Regions from separate parts of the Homo sapiens genome. Here region 1 is linked to region 2. A link is a loop called in an ENCODE intact Hi-C map of the cell type or tissue named here. Cell type or tissue: OCI-LY7. All regions are shown on one strand. Links, peaks and the distances in the headings refer to the core of each region. The heading gives the core; the rest is flanking DNA.

Region 1 (8,342 bases), core at 190-8,189, 210 kb before region 2:
TGAAGCTCGAGGTGTTTTGCTGCAAGTGTGAGGTCTCTGGCCCAGCAGGCAGTGAATGGGGTTTTGAACTCAGGACTTTCCTTCTAGCCATGCTCTCTTCATTGCAGCCTTTGGGCCCCAAGGAGACCAGGTTTCCCCTGATCACGTTTTTGTTATTGTTTTATTTTTCCTCCTGTATACTCAAGGGAGCATGTTCAATCGCCAACCTTCTATGTTATGTTTTAAAACTGTGTCCAGTCAGCCCTGGGAATGTGAGGGAAGGGGGCTCCCAGAGCCAGGGCAGCCCCGGGAGCCAGGACCTGTGCCATTTCAGCCAGAAGTCTCCTCCTTTATCTGACTTATTTATTGAATTTCCACATATAAGAAACATTTCTACCACTTAAAAAATGTCAGGGATAGTATGAATGAAAGAAAGGCACAGGTGATTTGAAACCTTCATTTTAATCAGTGTTTTCTATTTCTTTTATTTTCAAAGCCTAGGATTGAGCCAGTAACAAATTGCCTAACATAAATCAGCATTATGGAACTTCTGTCTCTCTATTCTCAACTCTTTTTGCCTTATATTATAAGAAAACGTAAAAGGAGTCAGAAGAAAAGCAGAGAGCTTGCAGAAATAGCTTGCCACTAGCAACTTAATTCAGCCCCCAAAATAGGAAATTCACAGCTGGTTAAACATCTGTGGGCCACTGGCGGCTGAGAATGTTCAAACACTTAAACTGTGTTTTCCAGATCAAGCCAATCCAGAAGTCTTTAAATCACCATAATAACCAGAGAATAGAACTTCCCTGGCTGGCTGTGGGCTCTTTGGGTACAGTTAGCTCGTACCCTCAGCTGCTCAGAGTGGCCCCAGGGCCTGCTGGACTCTCAGGGCCTGGTGCTGGCATCTGTGTTTCCCTCAGGCTCCTCTGCAGGACATGCCCGCGCTGCTGGGAGTGGTTCTGCTGCCGGTCCCCACCGAAGTCTGGGCACCACGCCGGCTGATGACCATCTGGGCACAGCCTGCAGTCACCTCCTCTCCCCAGAGCGGAATCCTGAGGGAGGCGCCACCTGGGTCCCGCTGCTTTCCTCTAAAGGAATCGGTCGGTGTTCCATGGAGAGGAAAAGGGAGAGGAAAAGGAAGAGGAGGGAGTGAGAGGGAAGAAAGGTTTTTGTTTGCCCTTTTGTTTCACTCCTCGCCTTGTGGCCAGGGCACAGCTATGGAGAGGGTGTGTCAGGGACTACCTAAGCGACAGACACCTGTCTATAGTCACAGCATCTTCACTTCTCCCTTCTCCTTCCTTCCACTATCCTTCAAGCCCAAGGAGCATCTTGGGGTGACTTTTCTTTCCAGGAGAATCCTCAGGACTTCGTCTCAGAGCTCCATGGAGCACTCTCCTCCAGACAGCGAGAGGTGTGGGTGTGCCGGATCCTCAGGGAACACGGGACGGGAACCTACCTCCCGTGGGGAGTCACAACCGAAAGAATATCTGCCAATTTGCAAAACTCATCTTTCACTAAGGAAGCAAGCTGTGTACTTTAGAACCCATGTGCAATCCAACCAAGAAAAAAGGGCCACGGTGACAGAGGGAAGGCGCGCAGCACGGATCTGCACCCCGGATGCATCTGGTGCAGCTTGTGCCGGGCCTGCTGCATGTGGGCTCGGTGATGCCCAGACCGAAGCTGCCCCCCTGCACCGCCACTGCACAGCGCAGCATGGCCTGTGGAGCGGGGATTTCCTGCTCAGCCCGCCTCAGGTCCCATTCCCTCCCCGCTCATCATTTCAGTAAAGGGTTAGTCTCTGGCAGACAACTGGGGAGAACACAGATGTAAGAATGAGACACTGAGTTTCCTCTGAATTTTAAGACGAAATTTTAAGAACAAACACAATCAAATGAAGAAAGTAAGTTTTGATTAGAAAGTAAAACCGTTTTAATAACATTAACAGGTGCTTTTATTACAAAAATGAACACTAATTTATTGTGGTAAATTTAGAAAGAAACATTAAAATACAAAATAAAATAAAAGCTTTCATAATCCCACAATGCAGATATATGCTACTAGCATTTTGTTGTGTTCCTATTCTAGGCCTATTAGTTAAGACAGCCCAATTAATTAACAAACAGCCCCTAGGTCCTGGGGACGTCACATAACAAAGCGTGATTTCTGTCCCCTGCTGCAGTCCAGTGTGGAGGGCTGGAAAGGGGAGGAGGGGCCTCTCCTCCATGCAGCCATTCAGGACCCAGCCTCCTGCCTTCGGGTGGCTCCATCGCACCCCGGGTGTGGAATTTCACTCTGGTTCCTCAGCATTGGCAGCTGAGAAGGGAATAGAGGTTTAGAGAGCTAAGTATATAGGTATTCTGACCACCTTTTCCTGGCCATACTGGACACATGGCTGCATCCAACCACAAGGGAGCCTGGAAAATACAGTGTGCCCAGGAAGGAAAGGGAGCTGGTTAGGCAAGCACCTAGCTGGTTTCTGTGATATAAACAGATATAGACATAGGTCTGGAGATGAGCAAGGGGAGAGGCATGGGAATGAAAGTGGGTGCCAGTGTGGGCATGGATGCTTACAGGTTTGAGTACAGGAAGATATTTTTCATACAAATGTATTTATATTATTGATTCTTTTGTCACTTAAGATATTATGAATATTTTTCTGTCATTAAACGTTTAAGAAAGCAGACATTGTAATAAGTGACTGTGTGCAGAGCATCTCTCTTATGTAGGAAAGACCTTGCTCATGCTGCCTTCCAGGCTTGCACTTGCCTTGTCTGCCAATCTAGATATCGTGATGGTGTTAAAAGATACACTTAGGCATATTGGATTTTATAGTTTATCTGAGCAGACATCGATTCACGAATCACACAGTACTGGGTGGTAAGTGGGTATCACTCCACTGCAGGGTGGAGAGAGAGACGGTGAGAGGTGTTTGTGGAAGAAATACAAGGAACACAGCTTTGACTAGGTAGTGACAGCCCCTAGTTAGAGGTCAGTTGGTGGTTTCCAGTTGCCAAAGTCTCTAGTTTCATTTTACTCCTTATGTTGGGCTTCGGTTTGCTTACAGAGGAACCTAAAACCCTGGGTCTGCCTCAGTCTAATGGTCTTCCAATTAATTTTTTTTTGCAAGTGTGACTGCAAATGTTTTTTGGGTCCACCTGGACCGGAGAATTAATGGATTTTCTGATTCAGGATTATGTAAAATCAAGAAGATTAGGTTAAAAGAAAACAATCCATCAAAATAAGATGGACTCTATTGAGTCTGTTAATAGTTTTGACATATAGAGGTGAGATATATACATAGTAATTAAGAACATGGACTCTGGTCTGGCACAGTAGCTTCCACCCATAATCCCAGCACTTTGGGAGACCAAAGTGGGAGGATCCCTTGAGGCCAGGAATTCAAGACCAGCCTTGGCAACATAGTGAGACCCTGTCTCTACAAAAAATTTTTAAAATACAAATTAAAAAAAGAACATAGACTTGCAGCTAGACTGCCTAGCTCCAAATCCTAGGTCTGCCACTTGGCAGTTAAATGACTTAGACAAGTTACTTAACTTCTCTCTGCCTTCATATCCTCATCTCTAAATGGAGACAGTACCATGTCTAGGGTTGTTAGAATGATCAAATGAATTTCTATATGACAGGGCTTAGACTAGTGCCAGCCATGTAGGAAGTACCCTATTAGGTCTGGCAGTCTTCCTTTACAGAATACGGCAAGAGGCAGGAGTAATTAATTATAAATGCAGAATAAATATTTGCACATATATAGATTAGAAATAATGTATAGATATAACTATGGTGGAATTCTGGTGTTACCGACCCAGTTCACCTCTCTGAGGTTAAATAACTTATGGCACATCTCCACGAGAGGGTAGTATGCTGCTGTACAAAAGAATGAGAAAGTTCTCTATATACTAATGCAGAAAGGTCTCCAAGATATGTTGAGAAGTGAAAAAAACAAGGTGAAAAAATGTTATTTGTGTAAAAAAGGGTACGACAAGAATATATATATATAATCTACATTTTCTTATATATGCATACAGAATCTGGAAGGACACACAAGCAACAAATAAATATCATTACCCGTGGGAGGTGGGAAGGTTGGCAAGTTGGTGATGGGAACAGCAGTGAGAAAGACTCCACAGTGCTTTTTAAAATATCATGTGATATGTTACTATTAAAAAATAAAATTAAAACAAACAAACTGCACATGACATTTGTCTTGAAAGTAGTCTGAATGCTGAGAGTCACACTCTTAAACTCGACGGCAAAAGCAAGATAGCCAGGACCCCTGGCTGTATTCCTCCTTGTGGAGGAGGTTCTGCAGATGGTGAGTGGGTAGTGACACTTGGGTCTCGGAGATGGAGGTGAAGCTTTGAGATTGTTTGCCAACAGGATGAAAAATGTTTTCACCCATACAGTGTGTTCAATTTGGGCCCTTATTTGAGGATGTCAACACTTACTGAGTGTGCGATGTTTGCCAAGGGCTCTAAAAGGATTAATCCTCAAAGTAAACAAAAGAGGAAGGTTCTATGGTTATCTCCATTTCATGTGTGAGGAAACCGAGGTGCTGAGCCTTCGCCCAAGGGTCTCAGGCGGCTGGCAGCCAAACCCTGACAGCCTACTCTGTACTTCTTTCTTCTCCTAAGAAGCAGTGCAGTACAAGACGTGCTGGGCCTGTCTCCAAACAAGAGGAGCTGCATTTCTCATGCCCAACTCCCTCTCCCCTTCTTAGAAGGTCAGGTGGCCACCAGGACGGAGTCCAGGAGGAAAGAGACTCCATGCTGACTGGCCAGGGGGCCCACAGCCCCAACGGGAGAGACCTTCTCAGCCCACACGTGGTCCAGCAAGACCCCAGGGGTGGGGCTGCGGAAGCTGATGCCAGGGCCCTGCACTAATCAACTGTCAACACTTGGACACTTGTCCACACTGTGCTCTTGAGCTGCCTTTTTAACCTGCACTGAGAGAGTAACTGTTCAACAATTTGAAAAGAAAGGCCCAGGCAACATCCATGTCTTCTCCTAAGAGAGATGGTTAACTTGAACCTTGAAGAAAGAATATTTGTTCCCAGAGTTTCCTCTGTGATGGGAGACAGATCTAGCCATTTCTTCCCTGCTCGTGGTAACCCTGTGGGGAACCTTGTTGCTTTAGCCCAGGAGCCGACAGACAACAGCGCTGAGCTCAGAATACGCCCCCGATCACAAGGATGCCTCTGTGCAAGGGAACTTCCGTTGCTACAGAGATTTTTCTGCCTGCAATCCTGTAACTATGTAGAGCATGGTGAGGACCAGCCCTTCTCCCAGCAGAATGCTGGCCACGTGTGGGCAGACCATCTTTGTCAGGCCTGAGCTGTTGGGCAATGAGGGTTTGAGAGCTGTTGCAGGTTCTGCCACTTCTCTACTTGGAAGATCCCCCCAGCAACCCCCATATTGCATCTTCATCCTGTGACCCTAATGGAACTTGCTCAGGACTCTTCCATGATAATTGTAAAAAGTGCACTTCATTTATTAAAGTTTTCTTGCTACTTCTGTATCCCAGAGACAGAATGATTCAGTGGCATTTTTCCATGTTTTAGTATTTGGAAGGCAAGATGCTCTGCAGAGAACTCATGCTTAGTGGAGCCGATACCATTGGAAATTGGGCCTCACAGAAAAACCTATGCGAGCTTTGTTTGGGAGAAGAGTCTTAACATAGGAGCAAATTAACTTTCTTCCACCACTAGGGATCACACACACATACTGTATGCTGGCCTGTTTAAAGAAAAGAATCACAAACTGAACATAAGTAGTCTCTTTGTAAGGTCTTTAAAAAACAGCTTTATTTTTTCACACACCATACAATTCACCCATTTAAGGTGTACATTCAATGGTTTTTAGTATATTTACAGATATGTGCATCCATTACCACAGTGAATTTTAGAACATTTTTACCCCCTGAAAAAGATATCCTCTGTCCTTTAGCTATCATTGCCTATTTCTCCATTCCCCAAACCCTACCCCTATGCAACTACTAATCTACTTTCTGTCTCTATAGATTTGCCGATTCTGGATATTTCAAGTAAATGGAATTGCATAATACACGGTCTTTTGTGCCTGGATTCTTTGACTTAGCAAAATGTTTTCAAAAGTTCACCCACGTTGCAGAGTGTGTCAGCACTTCTTTCCACAGCCGAATATTATTTCATTGTATGGATATACTACATTGTGCTTTTCCATTTGTGAGGTGATGGGCATTTGTGAGGCAGGAGAACAGGGTCTGGAGATAGGGAACCTAAGGCCAATTCACGCTGACTTCCTGGAACTGGCTCAAAAGGAAATCCCACCTCTTCATACCCAAGAGACAAGGGACCATAGGCCATTCCTCCTACAGACCCTTCCCCTCCACTGCCACAATTGGGAAGTACCTCTGATTGGCTGTGGGCTAATCCTTCATTTGCATAAGATGCCAACTCACTTCAGCCTCTTTGCTTCAGCTTCTAACTGGCCTCGGGCAAATCCTTCATTTACATAGGGTGTAACCAACTGGAGACCTCTGTTACCAAACTCTTTTAGCTTAATAAAAACCCTAAAGAGCATCGCAATTGGGGCTCTTGTGCCACTTGCTCCAGCCGCTCCCACCCTGTGGAGAACACTTTCACTTCAATAGTCTGGGCTTTTGTTGTTTCATTCTTTCATTGCTTTGTGCATTTTGTTCAATTCTTTGTTCAACACGACAAGAACCTGGACAACTCACCCTCAAGACTATCTATCTGGTAACATTTGGATTGTTTCCACCTTTTGGCCATTATAAATAATGTTGCTGTAAACATTTATGTACACATTTTTATGTAGACGTATGTTTCAATTCTGGAGAGGCATTGTTGGGTCACACAGTGGCTCTGTAACCATCTCAGGAACCACCAGTCAGTTTTCCAAAGAGACTTCAACATTTTCCATTTCCACCAGCCGTGTATGAGGGTTCTGATTTTCCCACCTTCTCCCCAGCATTTGCTATTGTCTGATGTTCTGGTTCTGGCCAACCTCGTCAGGGCAAAGTGGACTCTCATTGTGGTTTTGGTTCCATTTCCCTGAGTCTGATGATGCTGAGCATCTTTTCAAGTGCTCATTTGTGTATCTTTTTTGGAGCATGACATTTCAGATGCTCGGTCCATTTTTTAATGTGGTTATTTGTCTTTTTCATGCCACCGTTTCTGTGGTACTGCTCCTGCATTCTCTTTTAATTGTCCAGTGACTGTACTTTAATTTCTGGAAATTACACTTGGTACTTTTCTATGATTTCTATCTCTTTATTGATACTCTCTATTTGATGGGATATTGTTTTTATACTTGACTTCTTTACATTACAATAGCTGTTTTAACATCTTTGTCTGTTAAATCTGACATCTGGTTGCTCTCACAGGCAGTCTGTGTTGCAGCTCCCTGACCCCCATGCTGTGGGTCATTCCTGTTTTTTTAGCATGTCTTATAATGTTTTGCTGGGAACTAGGTGCTTTAGATAATACATGCTTTTGAACTAGATATTTTAGATAATAAATTGTAGCAACTCTGAGTACTGGCCCTATGCCTCTCCCTTTCGGGAGCTTGTTATTGCTATTTGTTTATTTGTTTAGTGTCTGTCTGAAATTTTTTTTTTTTTTTTTTGAGACAGGGTCTTACTCTGTCACCCAGGCTGGAGTGTAGTGGCTTGACCACAGTTCATCGTAGCCTTAAATTCATAGGCCCAAGTGATCCTCCTGCCTCAGCCTCCTGAGTAGCTAGGACTACAGGCACGTGCCACCACACCCAGCTAATTTAGTTTTTTTGTAAAGATGGGGGGCGGGTCTCACTATGCTGCCTATATTGGTCTCGAACTGCTGGCCTCAAGGGATTCTCCCATCTCTGCCTCCTAAAGTGCTGGGATTACAGATGTAAACCACTGCACTGTGTCTGGATTATTTTAGAGCAGTCTCTTCCTCCATCCCACCCAGGAGTGTTCTGTCTCTAATGTTCTCAGGGGGTACAGACTTGGGTTTGCCCACTGTCACTCTGGGATGACAGTGGTTTTGACAGGGCTGTCTGAATGTCTCGGTCCCTGAGTACACTCAGCTCTTAAGCACCAGTAATTGCTGACTGATTTCTCTATTGTTCTCAACAATGCCCTGGGGCATAAATTGCTCCAGAGGGGAATCTACTCACATTCTCCTCCTTTGAAGGATTTTTCCCAAGGTCAATGACTGAGAGTAATTCCAAACTTCAGGAAGGCTGGCCCTGCCTCTACCCTGGGCTCTCTCAGCCTACAGGGCTGCGGGAAGTTGTCATTCTCCCAGTTACCTTTTGCTACAACTTCCATTGTTCTTCTTCTTAATATATTTATTATTTTAAAAC
Region 2 (8,342 bases), core at 86-8,085:
TGGTGTACACAAGAAGACTGTAACACTGCTAGATTTTGCTGTGAACCTTAAACTTCTCTAAGAAATAAAGTATATTAAAAATAAAGAGAAAATCGAATTAATCCTTATAAATATTTAAATTAAAAGGTCTCCAACGTGTTTTTCTGAAGCCTAACAAGATTTAATTCACATTAAGGGTAAATGTTCTTAAAATTTTATGCCAGATACAGTTTCTTTGAGATGTAAATCTTGCAAGAAATAACAAGACTGTTTATATTATATTAGGTTATTTAAAAACTATGAAAATAAAAATAAAATATATAAAACACTGTAACTTTAGTCCACATCAAAGATATACATAAAAAAATAAATAAAATTTAGTCCATTTAAATTTAGCTATTTAGCCATGTTTTCACTGCTTAAGAAATTTTTATTAAAGCCACTAATATAAGTTAAATGTTTTATTCCATTAACACAGCAATGGTTCATAATTAGAACACCACTTTAGTTTATTAGTTAAATCAAAAGATTAAAAATCAGAAATAATCATAGCATTATATCTCAGAATAAAATATTTAATAATAAGCATGCTGAACAGCATAATATAAATTCTTATTAAGCATGAAATGTTTGCAAACAGAACTAAGAAAGCAAGTATTTCAATATTTGCTAACATGAAAACAGATTCAAGATATATAGTTTTAAAAAAGAATACTACATAACAATAGATTCACCGAACTATTTTTTCAACTCACATAATTATGTGTAAATGGATTTTTACGAGAGTTTCCCTGACTCTTGCCACAGAACTGACAACAGTGGTTCCTGGTTGAGGCAGTGGCAGACATGATAAGAAAGACTGCTTTGCTCCTTTCTCTCAAGTCTCAAACTGTGTCATTATTAGGAGTTTTACCACAAAACAAATATATATATGGTAATGTTTAAAATAAAATAATATTTAATAAAAATTGATAGTACCAGAATTTGGCTTTGACCTCTTTTTTTTTTTTTTCTCTCCATCACTCAGGCTGGAGTGCAGAGGCACGATAATTAGCTCACTGAAGCTTCAACCACCTCAACCTCCAGCCTCAACCTCCTGGGCTCAAGCCATCCTCCTCTATCAGCTACTCAAGTAGCTGGGACTATAGGCACATACCACCAAGCCTGGCTAATTTTTAAAAATTCTGTAGAGACAGGGTCACACTATGTTGCCCAGGACTATGAACTCCTGGCCTCAAGTGGTCCTCCTGTCTCAGCCTGCCAAGGTGCTGGGAGCCACTGTGCCTGCCCTGGTTTTGATCTCTTGATGGTTAAGACAGTTCGCTGCCCCAGTGTCTCAGCTGAATTGCATACATACAAAATTTTGTGTTTTTAAAAAAAGACCCGGTCAGGTGCAGTGGCTCACGCCTATAATCCCAGAACTTTGAGAGGCTGAGGCAGGTGGATCACATGAGGCCAGGAGTTTAAGACCAGCCTGGCCAACAAGGCAAAACGCCATCTCTACTAAAAATACAAAAATCAGCCGGGCGTGGTGATGTGCACCAGTATTCCCAGGTACCAGGGAGGCTGAGGCACGAGAATTGCTTGAACCTGGGAGGCAGAGGTTGCAGTGAGCCAAGATTGTGCCACTGCATTCCAGCCTGGGCAACAGAGCAAGACTCTGTCTCAAAAACAAAACAAAAAAACAAACGAACAAACAAACAACAAAAAGACCTAACCCAATGGCTACATGAGTCACTCCATGAACAAGGTTTCCACGGGATGGATATTCTGTCAATGATTTAAACAACTTCCTAGTGTTAAATGCTTAGGTTGATTCAACTTTTTGAAAAGCAATTATGAAATGAAACCACCCTTTATCATCTGCATGAAATCCAACCTTTATTTCTCGATGATATCAATTTTTGAATAATTTATTCCATTCTAGTCCAAATCAACACTACAGGGCCAGGTGCAGAGGCTCACACTTGTAACCCCAGCACTTTGGGAGCATGAGGCGGTGGATTACTTGAGGCCAGGAGTTCAAAGCCAAATCAATAGTACTTTTGGGCCAGAATCACACTGATTCAGTTGGTTGAGCTTCAAATTCACAATGAAGTCAAGTAGAACAAGTTTCCCCTTATTAATCTTTGTCCAGGATTTTCCACCTACACATAAATACACTACTTATTTGTGCAGTTTCTTTAATCCTCATCCACTGGGAGCAGACAATGCATCCGATGTGTCCCCTAAACAATCCCTGCTGTCCTATCCCTCTAACCCCACAGGACCCGCTCCCTGTCCCCAACCCAGGTCTTGGGTATAGTCCTGCCCAGGATGACCCCCCAAATGGCCTCTTCACAGGCCCATTTCACTGGGTCACAGTGACATGGAGATGGGAGGGGACTGAGGCAAGGCCCTCAGTGAGTACCAGCAAATGTGTGCGGCAGGACATTGCAGAGTCAGAGATTAGCAAGTCCTGAACACAGCACTGCAGGGAGAAGACAGAACAATCAACCACAGTGTGACTTTCACCTGGGAAAGTGCTAGTTCTGACTCTTCTTTCTTCTCTCTCCTCCTTCAGGCTTGTTTCTTAGGTAAAATCGGTCTGGATAAGTCACTCTTGAGTGTGGAAAATATTTTTTTTAGGGCTTCAAATCAACACACTACTTCCTGGGGCACAAACCTGCCAAGAGGGGGAATTCAACATGTGGAAGAGGTGGTCCTACGCTGTCCACTGGAAAAGGAGGGACTCAGGGAAAAGAAACTCCTACATGAGGAAAGTGAGCTAGTTCTATTCCTGTCCTCAGAACACCCTCCAGCTGAATGAAGCCACATACTAAGTGCCAGCCATGGGGATGTGGCGGGACTGACCCCCCACTTCAAGTTACAGAGCCCACAGTCCCTGCACAGGATCACCAGGGGAGGGTGGGCAGAGCTTTTCCCTTCTCCTGGTCCTGAGCTTCCCAGTCTCCCTCCCATTTCCGAGCCTTAGCCCCCAAACTGCAGTTAGCCTCCTTCACCAGGCTCCCCTCTCAAGGCCTGGTGCTCCTCCTCATTGCACAGTCAGTGAGTAAGTGAAATACACTTACTTTATAAACATGTAAATAGGACTATGAAAGTATATAAATCAAGGAGGGCATACAGGGAGGTGGAATATAGAGAAAGTATTCTGGAAAACTTTGTATAAAATAAATGAACGTTGAAAGACTCACCTAAAGTAACCAGATGACTGCTTCTCCAGCATCACGTCTCTGTGCAGCTTTCCCTGAAGGACACATTCTTCCTGAGTGAGGTCCACAGTATCATCCTTGAGGGATACTTATTTCGGGAAATACCGCAGACATTCTCATTCAGGCTGCACCATCCCTGACAATGTCCATAGCAAATGGTCAAAGACAATCTCGCTTTTCCACTGGGGGATAAAAAAAAGAAACAGCTAAGTTTATGAAAAGCTCAAGGTCTTTTTGAGGTCTAGTAAAATTCCCTGGGCTGACTTGGCATACACCTTTCAAATACATCCACAGAGATGCACACACTCTGAATACATGATAAACTTTATTATAAAGGAATGTCACAGGTGTGGTTAAATATCCTTATTCTGCAATGAAATGCTAATTGTTCCCTTGCCCGAGACAGATTTATGTTCCAAAGTGTAAATATATTTGAGCCCAAATATTTAATATTGAAAGCCCTTAAAATATGGAGACAGAAGAATCACTTCTAGGAAAATCAGAAGGGTGATTTTTTTGGAAAAAAAATTTTTGGAAAAAATCTTTAAGAGAGGAAGGGGTGAGGCAAATGGAAAAATAAGGCCCTCCAGTGATCATCTCCCCCACAAAAACATGAAATTAAACAACTATCCAAGCACAAAAGCACCTTTACAAGTGCTAAGGAATCCAATAGAGCACCTGTTTTTAGCACAATAAGAAAAGAGGCATTGAAGAAGGTAGGAAGGACAGAGTCTCACTGCTCACCTCAGCGCTTCCCCAACTCCAGGCAGTGCAGCACAGAAACACAACCCACAGGAGGGAAGGTGAGTGATGTGACTGAAGGACTTTGACTTGGATCCCAGTGTTGGGCCCAGCACAGTAAAACACAGGGCCAGGGAGAACCCCACAGCCACTGACCCCAGGCCAAAACCCATGGACAAAGTCTCTGGAATCACCCCAGCACTTGGTGGAAAACTGCAGCCCCAATAGGACAGTCTCATGTTCTGACCTGCACCACCTCTGGCCTTCGATAGTGGCATCAGGCCACGAGCAAACCTCAGCAGTAGTCAGGGCGTATCAGCATGGGCCTGGGACACACTCCAGGGTTGTGCTGGCCCCAGTTTCCATTGGCTTTGGCCCGATCCAGCTAAGCATGAGTCTTGGTGGCCAAGGGACTGCCCTCACCATCCCTCTCTAAACCCTGGGCAGCACAGTGCAAAGAGTGACTCCACCCACTGGAGGGAAGGAAAGGAAAGAAACTAAGCACAGGGCTTTGCCTGGCAATGCAGTGCTGGCATACCATCGTGAAACCCAACACTGGGGAAGACTCAGTGGCCCCTGACCCAGGCTGGTCCCTGTGGACAGAGCCACTGGACTTGTCACAGTGCCAGGTGGAGACCAGCAGCCCTGGTGGCACAGTCTCATGTCCCAGCCCACATCACCACTGACTCTCTGCAGCAGCCTAGAGCCATGAATAAATCTCAGGGGCCGGAAAGCTGTAGCCGTGGAACTTGAGGATCCCCCTGCGCTGCGCTGGCCTCAGTGGCTTTGGGCATGATGTAGCATCATAGCAGCTGTGGTGGCCACAGGACTCCCTGTCTCATCCATGCCCCACTACAAGCAGCACAGCATGGAGACTGCTTCAGGGAAGCAAAGGAAAGCAGGCACATGTGGCCTTGCAGCCCAGTGCTGAGCTCACTACAGAGATCCAGCCCTGGGCACAGCCCTGCAGTGCTTGACCCCAACCTGGGGACCGTAAACAGAACCCCTGGAGCTGTTCCGGCCCCAGGCAGAAACGTGCAAACCCAGTGGGATGAAATACACTCTGTAAGCCCCGCTCTAGTCCTTCCAGGCCAGAACGACAAAGCAACTTTGGATATGTGGCAAATCCAGGCTTAGAGCGCCCTCTAATGCTAAAAAAGCAGCAGTGACCACAGTTGAAAAATGTAATGAACCAAATAAAAAATACCAGCAGAATCAATCAATCAAACAGAAAAAAGAATCAATGAGCTCAAAGACAGGCTTTTTGAAAAGATATCAAATCAGACAAGGACATAACAACAACAACAAAATTACAGGACTATTTCCCTGAAGAATATAGATGCAAAAATCCTCACAAAATACTAGCCAACTAAATCCCATTGCACATCGTGAAGATTATTCACCAAGATCAAGTAGAATTCATCCCAGAAATATAAAGATGGTTCAACATATGCAAATCAATAAAGGTGATACATCAGATTAATGGAACGAAGGACAAAAACCATACGCTCATCTCATTAGATAAAAACTGTCAACAGATTGGGTATAGAAGAAATATACCTCAATATAATAAAGGCCATATATAACAGAACCATCATACTGAATGGGAAAAGCTGGATGTTTTCTCTCTAAGATCTGACACAAGATAAGGATGCTTATGTTTACCATTTTTATTCAATGTAGTACTGAAAGTCCTAGCCAGACCAATCAGGTAAGAAAAAGAAATAAAAGGCACAGCTGCATAGCTACTTTTGTGTTAATATATTATTTTTATTAGAAAATATATTTTGGTGAATGTGAAAATTTTATAAAAGTGAGCTCCTATCAGTGTACACTCTAAAAACCATGCTTCATTCCATCTTACCTGAACTGTAACCCACTGTTTATGGGACTTGGGTGACAAAATCCCAAGTCTTCAATATCAGCCAGATAACACAGGCAGAACTTCCTCAAATAAAACTCTTAGGAGCTACTGATGTTGCCATGATTAAAGGAGAAGAAAGGGATGGGTCATTTGTTTTCTCATTTGCAACATGATCATAAAAAATGTGTGCGTCCTTGTGTTGGATGTTTAAATCGTATCATTTATGTACATCACTTACTGATGTGCTTACATTTGAAAACATAAAAAGAGCATAGCTTGGTTTGTCATTATCATATAGGTCAACAATACCATCATTGTCATCACCATCATTATATTTTGTACATTAAAGTAAAAATGGACAAAAAGGATCTGGGAGGTGAGATTGACCATGCATTGTGTGAACAGATTATGGATGTGAGTACACTGGACAACATGCCCCACCTTGTAGCAAAATTCTGTCTGGAAAACAAGGAATGGAACTATGTAGAGAGAGCTGGCACACTCAGAGAAAGCAAGATCATCACCAATTAGATGTCAGTGCTATTTACAGAGATATTGAAACCTATGGACTCCAGGAGGATAGAGAAACTTCAGGAACATTTGGGTAATGGGTGGCTGCTATTACTTAACACCTATGTGACAATTATCCCGTTTTAGCAAATGGAAAGTACAGCTTAGGATGCTTGTTTGCCTCTAGCATGTTTATAGTATCAAGACATTTGAATCTTTTTTCAGGAAAATCAGAAGAGAAAGTCTTGTTCCAAAGTAAAGAATTAGAAAAACTCGGAGTAGCTTCATCACATATAAAAAGCTGCCTTGACTGCGAAACCCAAGCAGTCCTGCACCATAGTCAGTTCCCCTGATCAATAACAAAACAAGGGGAAAGTCTGGTTTTCTTGCTGAAGAGATTTCACTTTACCATCATATTCTTTGTAGCTTAGCAACAAGAAAATGTGATTTGTTCATATTTTATTGTTCATGGCTAAGTGCATATGATACAGGTTGAGAAAAAAATTAAAACCCAAGCACAGAGATCAGGACCACATAAGGTTCAAAATTCCTTAAATTTCATTCTAGTTAAAAATGAGTTCTGGCATATCCATCCCTTATCAAAGAAAAGATAAAAGTTGTCTTAAATGAATAATATATGGAGTAAAAATTAAAGGAGACAAATATACTTATAACTGCTTAATTCTGAGAAATGATAATCTTATATCCAAGGAATTGAAACGGTGAAATCACCATAATTACTTTAATTTCTTTATTTTAAATGTGATTGCAGCCTTGTCACTGTCTCCTTATTTGAAATTTCTTAACTGCTACAGCACATACTTAAGTATTGACATCATTAATTTGAAATTTGCAAAACTAAAACTGGGACAAGGAGGACTTTGGAAAATAGTTTGATTTTTTTAGGAATATTAGATACATTCTATATGTAAGATATGTTTTTGGAATTTTTTTTTAAACTCATGTCTGACTGAAAAAAACATTTATTTTTTAAAAATTACCTACATTCCTAGAACTCACTTTTCAAATAAAAGTTTTAATTTTTACGAACATGAAAGAAGCAAAACTTACAGAATTAAAACTTATTCCATCTGTGATGAATATAAGTATGAAAATGAATTAATAAAGTTTTGGTCTAAAATGACTAGGTAATATATGTAGCTTAAGAACTATATAGCAAGTAAATGAAAGTCATTTTATTCAGAGAATTTGATGGGAACCTAATATTTTTTGAGTATTTCCTATAAGATAAATGAAACTAGACTAACTTGTATGAGTCACCAAATTAAAGGATAAATATGCGAAGAAAACAAATTCTTTATTGCATTATAATGAAAAGAATCTTATGAACTGTAGGACTCTTTGATCTGGATGTTTAGTCTGAGGCTAATGAAAGAACTCATTCATCTGATTTTTTCCATGGCCTGTCTAGGATTTCCGGACACACACTGAGTCTAGAACTGTGGGCTAAATGGGCATTTCTTGAGTAAAAGAGGTAGACATCAAACTGTACACTGTGATTTATTTAACTTTTATGGAGTTGAAAAAATAATGTATGTTAACAGAAATCAAAACAGGGGCTGCATATGGTGGGGTGAGTGGATATTGGTTAACAAGTTACAAGGAGGTATTTTCTGCATCAATAGACATGATCCATATATTGATAAGGCTGTTGTATACTACAGGGAATATGAAGTTTAAAACTCTGTAACGTGCACATTTTACTATATTTTAATTTTATATTTATACAAAATTTTTTAAAGGAAAAAAATAATCATTAAACAGTAATGGAGATAGGCCTATTTTATTTGTAAATCTTCTCTGACGGTAAAACTGACCAATTCAGGCTGCCAGTTGATGGCTGGGTTTCAGGTGGAATGTTGGGATGTTCTTTGGTGTTTGTTGTTCCAGTAGGATCCACGGTTACCGGGCAGAGCCGTGATGGCTGCGGTGCAATGGAGGGACTGCAATCCTCTGTAGAGCTGAGGCCTGGGCTGACCCCTTGGGAAGCTGGACGAGGTGACTGTGGAGATGCT

What was found. Hi-C counts contacts between places; a loop is a spot of excess contacts. Peaks named below come from ENCODE experiments on the same cell type or tissue, not always from the same donor. Only the 100,000 strongest peaks of a DNase experiment are listed, where the experiment ranks them.
Region 1: it touches region 2 in a loop (6-fold over the local background); 2 of 110 quality-filtered maps call a loop at or near these places.

Annotation. Positions count from the first base shown.
Region 1 is chr18:13,870,906-13,879,247 of GRCh38, forward strand. No RefSeq gene overlaps it. Among named protein-coding and RNA genes, the nearest start is that of MC2R, 40 kb to the right of the region's middle. RefSeq lists enhancers at 1,264-2,102, 5,530-6,500, 7,701-8,342. In OCI-LY7, for the core only: a CTCF peak has its summit at 3,854 (motif pointing right); no DNase peak of the experiment used is centred there.
Region 2 is chr18:14,081,704-14,090,045 of GRCh38, forward strand. It overlaps a transcript of ZNF519 not described here. Among named protein-coding and RNA genes, the nearest start is that of ZNF519, 47 kb to the right of the region's middle. In OCI-LY7, for the core only: CTCF peaks have their summits at 5,079 (motif pointing left) and 5,283; a DNase peak (open chromatin) is centred at 5,058.